Linked DNA regions of Homo sapiens: all the other regions are linked to region 1. Evidence: chromatin contacts called from ENCODE Hi-C or POLR2A ChIA-PET data. All regions are on one chromosome and are shown on one strand. Each heading gives the region's core, a stretch centred on a gene start or an enhancer-like site at or near the end of the contact. The rest is flanking DNA. Distances are from core to core; before and after follow the strand shown. Region 1 holds the start of MRPS22 (mitochondrial ribosomal protein S22). Region 2 holds the start of DIPK2A (divergent protein kinase domain 2A). Region 3 holds the start of PCCB (propionyl-CoA carboxylase subunit beta).

Evidence for each region. Hi-C counts contacts between places; a loop is a spot of excess contacts on that map. ChIA-PET counts read pairs that join two places held with the same protein, here RNA polymerase II (POLR2A). Pooled maps may share reads with other maps.
Region 2: a map of naive thymus-derived CD4-positive, alpha-beta T cell shows a loop between it and region 1 (24-fold over the local background). The contact joins the promoter of DIPK2A here to the promoter of MRPS22 in region 1. A Hi-C loop is called at or near these places in 1 of 168 maps with a recorded cell type or tissue (naive thymus-derived CD4-positive, alpha-beta T cell) and 6 of 50 pooled maps. POLR2A ChIA-PET finds 5 or more read pairs at or near these places in 1 of 52 experiments (OCI-LY7).
Region 3: a loop to region 1 is called in a pooled map, with 10 times the contacts of the local background. The contact joins the promoter of PCCB here to the promoter of MRPS22 in region 1. A Hi-C loop is called at or near these places in 5 of 50 pooled maps.

What each region holds. Positions count from the first base shown.
Region 1 is chr3:139,341,785-139,345,861 of GRCh38, forward strand. MRPS22 (mitochondrial ribosomal protein S22) reads left to right here and starts at 2,236. Exons shown (of 8, transcript NM_020191.4): 1 at 2,236-2,414. The coding sequence starts at 2,243. RefSeq lists enhancers at 2,294-2,383, 2,343-2,637, 2,614-2,713, 2,724-2,843.
Region 2 is chr3:143,969,503-143,973,579 of GRCh38, forward strand. DIPK2A (divergent protein kinase domain 2A) reads left to right here and starts at 2,321. Exons shown (of 3, transcript NM_173552.5): 1 at 2,321-3,487. The coding sequence starts at 2,831. RefSeq lists enhancers at 1,627-2,207, 1,687-1,796, 2,067-2,156, 2,208-2,788, 3,797-4,056 and silencers at 1,887-1,936, 2,267-2,916, 3,407-3,646.
Region 3 is chr3:136,248,109-136,252,185 of GRCh38, forward strand. It overlaps PCCB (propionyl-CoA carboxylase subunit beta), which reads left to right and starts at 2,232. Exons shown (of 15, transcript NM_000532.5): 1 at 2,232-2,450. The coding sequence starts at 2,268. RefSeq lists enhancers at 1,871-2,737, 1,967-2,026, 2,657-2,706.

The DNA.
Region 1 (4,077 bases), core at 986-3,485:
ATTGAAAGGAAAGTGGGAAGCTCTCTGGCCAAGACACCACCTTTCTCCATCTCTCTCCGTACATATTCTCCCATCTCTGCTTCTGAGGATCTGCTCCATTTTCCTGCCTCTCTCTGCAGAGTGGCTTTTCCCTGCTCACTCATCAGTGAGCACATTGCTGAAAAAGGCTGCTTCAGCCCAAACCCTAAATACTTAGTTATTCACTTCAAGCTTCCACCGTCGACTATTCTATGTCTCATAGTTTGAATTATTGAGAAAAAATCTGCTTGGTGCCTGGTCATCTGGGGTAGGCTGAAGAATGCCCCCATACTTCCTCCCAAGTATAACTGCACTCTAATCCATGGAACTTGTGGATGTTACCTTATATGGAAACATGGTCTTTGCAGATGTGATTAAGTTAAAGATTTTAAAATGGGGATTATCTTGGATTATCAGGGTGGGTCAGTGATTATGCAATCACATACATCCTTATAAGAAGAAAACAGAGGAAGATTTGGCACAAATAGAAGAAGAGAAGCTGATGTGAAGATGGAGGCAGAGATTGAAATGATGCAGCCACAGGCAAAGGAATGTTTACAGTCATCAGAAACTGGAAGAGACAAGGGGCAGATTCTTCTCCAGAGATAGACTCTAAGGGGAGCAGAGCTCCCTTGATTTCAGCTCAGTAATACTGATTTCAGATTTCTCATGCGGAATTGTGAAAGAATACATTTTTGTTATTTTAAACCATAATATTTGTGGTAGTTTGTTATAGCAGCCACAGGAAACTAATGCTAATACAGCAGCCAATGGATTCATTCATCCTGCACTAAGTGTCCAATCAGCTGTGTCCAGGAGGATGTTTACAGGAAAAACATAGCCACTGAGGCCTGCTCCCTCAGCTATGGGAAGAAAGTAGAGGGTTCATTTTCAGAGAAAAGGCATGGGCTGGGAGACACCTGCATTCATCCTGCCACTAGTCTCTGACACCTGCTATCATGTAGGTGTAAGCATTGGGAAGTGCAGGGCAGCAGACTTGCCTAAATAGGCACCAAGCCTAGTGCTCTCCCTTCCCCTCCCAAATAGGGAATGAGTTCATAAACAGCACTGTTAATATTAATGCTAAGTTGGGGGAAAATAGCTGAGGCTGGAAGGTGAGTCTATTCATCCAGCTAAGTCAAACAAGAGTTTACTAACACCCTGTTTTCCCAGGCCTTGGGATAAGTGCTTAGCACAGGCACCAATCTATAGTCTAGAGAAGGATAAGACCTGCACATCCTGGATAGCTGGAAAAAATGTAAAGAATCATTTAATCATTCATTCATTTATTCAACAAAAGTTTGCTGTGCACGTAGATGTACTAGGCTAGGTGATATTGCAATAAAATATGTAGAGTCACTGTGTTCATGGGGTGAGAAAAAGAAATAAGCAGATAAAGAGCAAAATAACAGATTATAAAATGGGCTATAAAGGAAAGGAATAAGTGTTGAGACAGAGAATCAGGTGTATGAATTGGCAGTGGCAGTGGTGGTGGTGGTAATCAGGGCTTGGAGTCAGGAGTTAGATTTAGGGTGCATGTGAGCAGTGTGGATGGAGAAATTTAAGAAGTAGTTGGATTTAAACCTGAGGATGGGGGAGAAGGTTTGGGCAGGAAGTGGAATACATAAATTATGTATTTATTTGAGACAAGAGTCTCACTCTGTCACCCAGGCTAGAGTGTTTGTTTGTTTGTTTATTTGAGATGGAGTCTTGCTTTGTTGCTCAGGCTGGAGTGCAATGGCACGATCTTGGCTCAATGCAACCTTTGCCTCCTCGGTTCAAGCGATTCTCCTGGTACAGGCGCCCGCCACCATGCTTGGCTAATTTTTATATTTTTAGTAGAGACGGGGGTTTCACCATGTTGGCCAGGCTAATCTCGAACTCCTGACCTCAGGTGATCCGCCCGCCTTGGCCTCCCAGACTGCTGGGATTACAGGCGTGAGCCACGGCGCCTGGCCGGAAATTTGTTATTTAGAACGATGGAAACGGGTAGGAAAAAGAGCATATAGGGAAAAAGGTGTAAGTTTTAACTTTATGCATAGGGAAGGACATAAACACCGTCTACTTGTGAATAAGTAGTTTAGAAGAAACAATCTATAAGGGCCCGGAAGACTTCCGGCCCTTTCCGCCTTTAACTAGACTACATTTCCCAGAGTGCTGCAAGAACTGGGTGTGACTCGGAATCCCTCCCAACCACTTCCGGCGCAAGTGGCTTCTGATAATCATGGCGCCCCTCGGAACAACTGTATTGCTGTGGAGCCTCTTGAGGAGTTCTCCGGGCGTGGAACGGGTCTGTTTCCGGGCTCGAATCCAGCCCTGGCACGGTGGCCTGCTCCAACCGCTACCTTGCTCTTTCGAGATGGGGCTGCCACGCCGCCGGTTCAGCTCCGAGGCCGGTAAGTGACCTTCCGGACTTTCGCTGGGGCGTTCTTCTGGGAGACGTAGATCCTGTTTCTGGCAGGCGAAAACCACGCGATAGCCCCCGCGACACGTATCCTAGCGCTTCCTCAGATTCAGCTGTCTTCCTTCTGTACCTGTAGAGTTTGTCATCACCTGCATATCTGTTCATTCGTTCACTCACTCAACTACAGTGCCTGAGTTCCGCTCCGTGCAGAGCACTGTGCTAAGCTCTGTGGGATATGGCAAACTAAGACTGACACAGACATTTCCCTGTGGGAACTCATGTCCATGGGGAATTGGCAGTGCAGTGTGACCCGGGTTGTTATAGGGGACGCACACAGGAGAGGCACTCAAACTAGGTTGGAAGGTCAGGGAAGGGTTCCTGGCAAATATGACCAAAGCTGAGATCTGGTTAGCCATGCTAAGGAGAAAGCAAGAAGCTTCTCAAGCATAGGGGACAGTAGCAGATGTCCAGAAATGAGACTGAGCACAGATATTTGGGAACCCATTTTGGAGGTAGGATTGATAAGGCTTGATTAAGGCTTTGGATATGAGTTTAAAGGGACAAATTAAGATTGTTTCTTAAGTTTTTGATTGGAATAGAGGGTTGTCCCATTTACACCAAGATGAAGAAGATTAATTAATTGTTGGAACCGTTATTTTGGGGGCGGGGGTAGTGCAGGAGTAGATGAGATCAGGAGATGGGAAAGGAGGCGGAATTAAACCTATTTGGGACACATTAAATTTGAGGTGACTTTAAGAGTCAACTGTTTAGTATGGAGTTAAATATAAAGTGAGGAACATCGGAGTAAAAATGGTAACTAAAGGTGAGTGAATGGGTGAGACTGAGGAGAGAGTAGTGCTGAGCACTTGCTGTGTGCTGGATACCCTGAGGAACCCTGGGTGCCAGAGATGAGTATAAGACAAGGTCTGGTCTTCATAGAGCACATCACTTAGTGAGAGACATAGTGTAGGTAAGCAGACCACCTTAACTTTTTTTCTAAATGAGGTTGGAAGCCATTCGTGAATTTTAAGCTTGGGAGTAATCTTGATTACATTTTAAAGAGATTACTCTGGTTGCTCTGTGGAGAATGATCTGTAGTGGGGCCAGAATGGAGAAAGGGAGGCTGATGCAAGAGATGAGGATAGCCTTGACTAGAGTAGTGGCAGTGGGAAATGGAGGATTAAAATGAGATTTATGAAGGCAAACAATCAGTATGTTCTCTGCCAGTGGTGTTTTTTTTTTTGTTTTTTTTTTTTTTTTGTAAAATTGGGATAATCTTCGTGTTTACCTCATGGGTTGTTGTGAGTATTAAATGGGCTGAATGTGTAAAGTACTTAGCTCAGTCAGTATTGGCATGTAGTAAATAGCTAATAAATGGTAGCTCTTATAATTACTGTTATTATTACTACAGCTATTTGATTACTGTTGTTGTTATTACTACTGCTATTGGCTAGATCTGGAGGATCAGGGAGAATTTAGGAATGGCTGTAAGATTTCTGGCCTGTATGGCCTACTGGATGATGCTGAGATAGGGAACAGAAAATGCAGGTTTGAGACAAGGGAAAGTTGATGGGTTCTGACTTGGCAGTATTCAAGTACATGAGAGAGGTTGAGTAATTGGATGGAAGGTGATCTTGGCAGGAGATTCAGATTTT
Region 2 (4,077 bases), core at 1,071-3,570, 4.6 Mb after region 1:
TGCGCCGCCATGCCTGGCTAATTTTTGTATTTTTAGTAGAGACAGGGTTTCACCGTGTTGGCCAGGATGGTCTTGATCTCCTGACCTCGTGATCCGCCTGCCTCGGCCTCCCAAAGTGCTGGGATTACGGGGGTGAGCCACCGTGCCTGGCCCCAATTAAGAGATATTTTGCAAACCTTAATATGGCACTTTGGAACACTATATGTTTATCTTGTATAGTTCTAAGACTTTTTTCCTTTTGATGAATGTATTAAGTTCTTGAAAACTATCTCTCCTGATAAACATCTAGAAAATTTAACTGAAAAGATCAGAGCTTTTAAACAAATGTAAACTACTTAGATGCAGAGCAAATGTTTTTCAAAATTCAAATTGTGTAGACTAGTAACCGTGTTTTATTTCCATGTTTCAAATGATGCCTATACAATTCCAAGCATCTGGAGGCTGAGAATAGTTTAAGAACTCCAAAGACCTATTCGATACAAAGAAGCAGTACAGGTACCTCCTTAATCCTGTTACTAGTTACCTAAATAGTCTCACTATGCCCCGGTTCTCTCAGCTTAATCAGTTTAATGGCAACTTATGTAGTACTTTTATTGTTTTAAACCAATTCTAAATAGATTGTCTACTATTAATCGAACAAATTTATGAGGCATATAGAAAAGATGTCAGAAAGAAGAAATTTGTAGTTAAGTAATAACTTGCTTTGTTTACAATTCAGCAGCAGCAGCAGCCTCACAGCTGAACTACAGCACAGGTCTCCAGAACCATCACACCAAACTCCTTTTCCTAAGAAAATCTCACTTGAGCTTTTAACTCTATATTATATGGAGTTTGGGGATATTTGAAAGCAAGTTAAATAAAATTCCCACCAAAGGCGGCATAAGGCACTAGGCAGAAGTAGCCAAACTTAAGTACAGTAAGTCAATTTCTAGAAAGCTTTGAATATTATTTCAATTTGTCTGTCCGTATTCAATGCAAATCGTTACAAAATCACGTCTATTTTGAATTTATTAAATTTCTCAAAGTTTTTTTTTCAAAATCTGAGTTCTTATAAGAATTTGTAACAAATACCTGTTACAATTAAACAATACTGAAAGTATTGTTACTTTTGATAACCTGGTATAGATGTTTCTTATTAACCCGCTGTAGAGTTGATCTACACATGCCAGTTACCATGGTCTTCTAAAAGCACTGTTCAAGCCCTAAAATTAACTCAGTTAAGACTCAGTTGTTTAATAACGTATCAGGAACCACCTGTCCCTCAGACTAAAAATCACTTCTCATTTTAACTACTCTAGCACTAAAAGTGAATAGCATAATAATGTATCTACTAGCGCTACTGCTAAACAGTCCGGGTCCCCTGAAACTTATCCCTAAACACAGTGCTTTCGTGCGGCATCTGCGCCTTACTTTTGCAGTCTGGGGTGACTGAGTCAACGTGACCGTGCGGAGCACCAAGCAGCCCCGGGTCCCCATGGCTACCGCCAGGGCAACGCTTCGCGGCCCGCTCCTCAGGGACCCTCAGGGGCGGCACCGGGAAATCAGCTTTGCGGAGAGGAACCGCAGGGCTCCGGGGACGGGCTAGGGCAGCCGGCGGGCAGCAGAGGCAAGCCTGGCAAACTCTTCCCGGCTTCTTCGCGGCGCTTGGGGCAGACGTCCTGGCGACACCAGGCCGCGTCGGTTCCCCTTCATCCTATTTTCCCTTTAACACGGTGGCTTGAGAACTTTATTTTGTGCTCACTCAAGAAAATTTTAAATGATTTTACAGATACAACCCCAAAGATGAAGCTCCAACAAACCCGCCACTACTCGAGCCTTTCTCACCGTCTTCCTCACAGGCCCCACCCCCTACCGCGAGGAGCACGAGCTGAGGGGAACACAAGCCCCCGTCGGGCACTCCCCGGCCTCGCCCCACCCCCCAGGCGCGCACCCAACCCATATAAGGCGAGGGGAGGCAATCGCGCCAGCTCTGCCTCCGCCTCGCGCGCCGTCCAGAGGGAAGGATTTGCAATAGACTTCCTCAGTTCATTTCTTCTTATTCCCTCCTCCCTTAAAGGGCCGTTTCCACAATAGTGAAAGGAACGCACCAGTAAACCACAATAATCATAAAAGATGACTGTAATTAAGACTCTTTCTGAAACCAGAAACCGCGAGTTCATGCCCCCACCTCAAGAGCCCGAGCTTCCCCCTCTCTGAACCGCCCCCACACCCGCTCCCGCGAGCTCCCGCTTACGCTTTCCGGGCGGCGCGCGACGCGCTCGCTCCGCCCCTCTGGCCCCGCCCCCGGCTCCCCTTCTTGGTCTCAGGAGAGCCAGCGCGCACAAGCAAGGGTGTGCGGCTCTGAGACGTGCGTTGCTGCTTGTGGGTGTGAGACATCCTAGCTCCTCTTCCCCTTCCGTGAGTCCCTCCTTTCCTCGCAGACCCCACTTGTCGTGGCTGGCTGCCGCCGCAGCTCTTGTGCGAAGCCAGCAGTGCGCGTGCGCGCGGGCACGGGCGCGCGACCGTCGGGTCCCCGCGCTCCCTCCCCCTCCCGCTCCTCTATAACTTGGCTGGCGTGGAGGAGGCGCCGCCGGAGTCGGAGGGCGGGGAGCTAGGAGGAGGGAGCTCGAGAGTTGTGGAGACTAGTGACTGGGAGAAGTCGCAGCCCGCTCAGGCCCGCGCCTTCCCGCTCCCCGTCTTCCTCTCTCACACACCTACTCCGCCCTCCGCCCCAGCCCGCGCGCTAGCTCCTTCTCTCGCCCGGGGTTCCTGCCGGTAGCTCTCCGGGTCTTGGCGCGGCGGGGGCGCCCCGGGGGTGCCCTCGCCCTCCCGTTGCGGGCGGGCGGGCGGTATGTGGCGCCTGGTGCCCCCGAAGCTGGGCCGCCTGTCCCGCTCGCTGAAGCTGGCGGCGCTGGGCAGCCTGTTGGTGCTGATGGTGCTGCACTCGCCGTCGCTGCTCGCCTCTTGGCAGCGCAACGAACTGACCGACCGGCGCTTCCTGCAGCTCAATAAGTGCCCGGCGTGCTTCGGCACGAGCTGGTGCCGCCGCTTCCTCAACGGGCAGGTGGTATTCGAGGCGTGGGGCCGCTTGCGCCTGCTGGACTTCCTCAACGTGAAGAACGTGTACTTCGCGCAGTACGGCGAGCCCCGCGAGGGCGGCCGCCGCCGAGTGGTGCTCAAGCGCCTCGGCTCGCAGCGCGAGCTGGCGCAGCTCGACCAGAGCATCTGCAAGCGGGCCACCGGCCGGCCCCGCTGCGACCTGCTGCAGGCCATGCCCCGGACCGAGTTCGCGCGCCTCAACGGCGACGTGCGTCTGCTCACGCCCGAGGCGGTGGAGGGCTGGTCGGACCTGGTGCACTGCCCCTCGCAGCGCCTTCTCGACCGCCTGGTGCGCCGCTACGCGGAGACCAAGGACTCGGGCAGCTTCCTGCTTCGCAACCTCAAGGACTCGGAGCGCATGCAGCTGCTGCTGACCCTGGCCTTCAACCCCGAGCCGCTGGTGCTACAGGTAGGCGCGGAGCCAGGGCAGGGGGCGTCCTGGGAGGGGCCGCGCGTGGGAATCAGAGTCGGGAGAAGTGGCTCAGCCAGCGCTTGCCGCCAGTTCGGACTCGGCCGGGCTGGGCCAGGCTGCAGGCGTGGGAAGGGGCGTCTCCGGGGGAGCCCCGGGGCTGTGCAGGGAGGCCGAGGGCGACCCCGCTGATGGAGAGTCTGCTCTTGTTACCTAGATTCGGGCGCATTTCGGATTTGACTGTGGATCTTTCAACGCCAGAGGGAGTGCGTCTCTTAACACTCCCCAAAATGTCTCTACTGCGAGTTTCCTTCCGCTCTCTACCCTGCCTTTCTGCTTTTATCTGCCGGGGCTTGCAGGTCCGCGGCGCAGACTGTTCACGAGCCCTTGGACCTTTCCTAGTTCTTCTGAAGTGTTCTACACCGCGTTCGCTCTTCCTTTTCTGGCGCTGGTGGCTGGCCTAACTTCGGTCTCAGAGTCTTTGTTTTCGCTCATTTACCTGGCAGTCATTTGGACACCTAATTCGAGGACAAGTTGGGGAGGATGAAGTCGGAGAACGGGACAGTGGTCGGGGTGGGTTTAATCTGTGA
Region 3 (4,077 bases), core at 982-3,481, 3.1 Mb before region 1:
TGTCTAGGAAGACAGCTAAACAATCTTAACACAGTGTGAGATGTGCTTTATGTAAGGAACCTACAAGGCACTGTGGGACAAGGGAGTCCAACTGCCCCCAGGCCAAAAGCAAGTCCCAATTTCTGAACATGAAAAAACTCTTCACAATCTAATGCCATTCTCACTTTCCAGTCTCATTTACCACCATTTCCCCAAAAGCTGGGAACACAACAAAGTATGTGTGTGTGTCTGTGTATGTGAATCTGAACATGCCAGGCCTTTGCTCACACTGCTTCTGTTCCCTGGCATATGGATGCTTTCTTGGAGAAACTCTCCTCAACACACTCAGCCTTACTCAAATTCTCTCTTGTGCTCCCAAGGCAATCTGCCTCTCTAGGTTGTCCATCTGCCTCTCTAGGTTGGTAAAGTCTTTAAAGCAAGGACCCAAATGCAAGGTCAAGAGTACCCATTACGGAGTTATACAGATACAGGTGGGCTTTGCCTAGCCAAGAGGCTTTGGCCTCTAAGCTGCCCTCTCTATCTAGATGAACTGTTACTACTCCAGGAAATGCAATCAGTACTGATGTTTAGTTCTTGGCACATGGTAGGTGCTCAAAAATGTTTTCTGAGTTGAATTGCATTAACATTAAGGTCATAGGTCAGAATTTGTACTTTATGAAGGCCCTGGCTATGAGCTGGATCTGGGAAGGGCTCATGATCAACTTTAGCAGTTTTCTGTGGCTAAAAATGAGAAATATAAACCATGTTCTTTGTCTTGAAGACCTGCCTGTTAGTGGGAGAAACAGATGGTCAAGCTCTCAACAGTACAATTCCAAATTCCTAGAGCAGTGGTTCTTAAACTTTAGCAAGCAGATCAGAATCACCTAAAGGTCATCTGCTAAAACAGATGGCTGGCCCCAGCCCCAGAGTTTCTGATTTAAAGGTCTGGAGTAAGTTCTGAGAATTCGAGCTTGCATTTCCAACTCACTCCCAGGTGATACTGAAGTTGCTGGATTGACAAGATTCCCTCCTTGATCAAACATTGGTCAGGCTCTTCTGAGCTCTCTCTTTGACTAGGCCTGAGTGTGGGCTCCCATGTCATTCCTTGTGGAATTCCATTTTAGCAAGAAACTTGCCAAGTCAGTTTAGCCAGAATCCTCCATTCTTGATATCTGATTACTCTCCATATCTGGTTTTGACCCATACCGCCACCATCCCCCAGGTGATGTTCAGTTACCCTGACCTGCCTTGGGCAGGAATCCTGTTAGGTCAATTTAGCCAGATTCCCCGCCAATGTTTCCTCTTAGTAATTTTCCATCCACTGACTTCCACACACTGCCCCTTAGCTATAAATTACCACTTTGCTATATTCAGCCCAATCGCTCTGACTTATGGCAAAACTCTATCCCTACCTCTGTCAGATTGGGCCTGAATAAAGTTTGCCTTACCATTCTTAAACATGAATAATTAAGTGTCATGAATAGTTTTTTCTTTAATGGGATCCATACTTTGAGAACTACTGATTAGAGGTTAAGGGTCCTGTGCTCATTATCTGGCACATATTAATGATAGGTCTCTGAGTTTGAATCCTGGCCAACCACATTGTCAGTCTTGGCTTTTTTTTTTTTTTTTTTTTGAGACAGGGTTTTGCCCAGGCTGGAGTGCAGTGATGCAATCACGGCTCACTGCAGCCTCGACTTCCTGGGCCAAGCCATCCTGCCGCCTTAGCCTCCCGAGTAGCTGGGGTCACAGGTGCAAGCCGCCATGCCCAGCTAATTTTTAATTTTTTTGTAGAGGTGGGGTCTTACTATATTGCTCAGGCTGGTCTTGGGCTCCTGGGCTCACCTACCTCGGCCTCAGTCTTGCCTCTTGATCAAATCACTCATCTCTCTGTGCTTGATTTACCTCATCTGTGAAATCCAGATAGTAAGCTAGTGCATGGTAAGTGCAAAAAGCAACACCTGGCACAATGCTTAATAAATGTTGGTTAAATCTTATAATCATTTTCTGTAGGAAGTGGGACGACAAAGTTAAGGGTCTAGGTGGTCAGAGAAGAGCAAGGACTATGTCCCTTTTTTGTGCAGCCAGGCAGGCCCTGTACTTTTTCTCTGCGCGACCCTCCTCGGGCAGCACCGGGTCTCGAACTCTCACGCCTTACTCCCAAGCAGGTTCTGTAGTCCAGCCCCCGCGGCTCCCTACAGCCAGCCGATGCTGCGCAAGCGCCGTACCCACGCTTTAGCACATGCGTACTCAGGTGCGCCGGTAGGGGACGCGCCGGCACAGCAAAAATGGCGGCGGCATTACGGGTGGCGGCGGTCGGGGCAAGGCTCAGCGTTCTGGCGAGCGGTCTCCGCGCCGCGGTCCGCAGCCTTTGCAGCCAGGCCACCTCTGTTAACGAACGCATCGAAAACAAGCGCCGGACCGCGCTGCTGGGAGGGGGCCAACGCCGTATTGACGCGCAGCACAAGCGAGTGAGTCCTGAGGGGCCTAAGTGAGTCCCGCCCCTGGCGTCCGCGACCTATCACTGCGTGCCCGGCTTGCGGCGTCCGAGGCCTCCCTGCCAATCCGCACGGTGCCTGGAGGGGCCGGAGCAAGGGTGTTCACCTTGAAAACCTGTAGCGTTTCTCGTGGAGGCGGGTATAACCAGCAGAAGCACCTGTGTGCTTTTTCATACTGTTTAACCCTTGGGATTTAGACGGATCTGGCTCGTCTCTAGCCAGCTCAACACTTAACATAAGCTTTTGGGCAACTTATTAAATCTCTGTGGGTCATTTTAATAATAATTCTTCCTTCACAAGTGTATCGTTAGACCATAGATAGCAAAATGATAGGCGCTCAGTAAAAACCATGTGCTTATTCTCGTGCCCCATGAAAGAGTGATGGTAGGTTCTTTCTCCTTTGTGGAAGCAGGAAAACTGAACTTGGGCATACTCCACTAACATGAAATGGGGGATGTGCGCGTGCAGGAACTTGTGGAACTTCTGCCCGCAGAATGCCTGGTCGAGCTCTTTAGGGCCTTAGCATGCCTCGCCTTGATGGGTAGCAAAGGCACGTGTCGGAAGCAGGTGGCCTTTCTGGGAGTGCGCAGGCTACTCTCGATGTTTGGCTGGACTGAGCAGTTGAAACACTGCCACCCACCGCCTGGGTTTTGAGGCGAGAATCCAGCTGGCCTTCAGAGATAAGCTGGGCGGCCCATTTTGGAGAGGTGATCCCTGACTTGAAACCAGGCTTGCCCAGTGTGTCCGTGACTGGTGGGTGAGTCTGGACCGTTGTGCTGAACGAATTAACCAACGGGAAGGTGCAGAAGTGAAACTCTTACAGATGAAGAGTATTCAGGCACAACTCACAACCATGAGGGAGGCACTGGGGGAGGGATGGGGTCTTAAAGTGAGGAGATTTGAACAGCTCTATATTTGTCTAATATTGATTCAGATGTCATAAATTCGCATTTGACAAGGGTCCAAAGGTAACAGTTCCTTTTGACACTTGAGAGTGAAATGTAAATTTAGTGATGGTTTGTGGTGCTAGGAGTGCTTTCTCTCCCCTGGGGCTACTTCTAACCTACTCTGTTAGGGCTGAGGGAGATGTTAGATCATCCTCTGGAAAGGCCTGTCAGTGCTCCTGTACACTCTTTCTGTTGGGGCCTATTGCTCAATTCTTCCCTGGAACATCGCCTAGCCCTTTCCCAGGTAGATCCTACTAGGTTTAGATGAAGCCTCCAGAAGCTGTTTTTCTTTTGCCAAAGTTAACTTAGGAGGCTGATTTAATATGAACCCCCTCCTGCACCCCTTTTTATTTTTATGTTTTGATACGGAGTTTTGCTCTTGTTGCCCAGGCTGGAGTGCCATGGTGCGATCTTGGCTCATTGCAACCTCTGCCTCCCAGGTTCAAGCTATTCTCCTGCCTCAGCCTCCCAAGTAGCTGGGATTACAGGTGCCCACGACCATGCCTGGCAACTTTTTTTTTGTATTTTTAGCAGAGACAGGGTTTCACCATGTTGGCCAGGCCGGTCTTGTACGCCTGACCTCAAGTGATTCACCCACCTTGGCGTCCCAAAGTGTTGGGATTATGGGTGTGAGCCACTGCACCCGGCCCTGC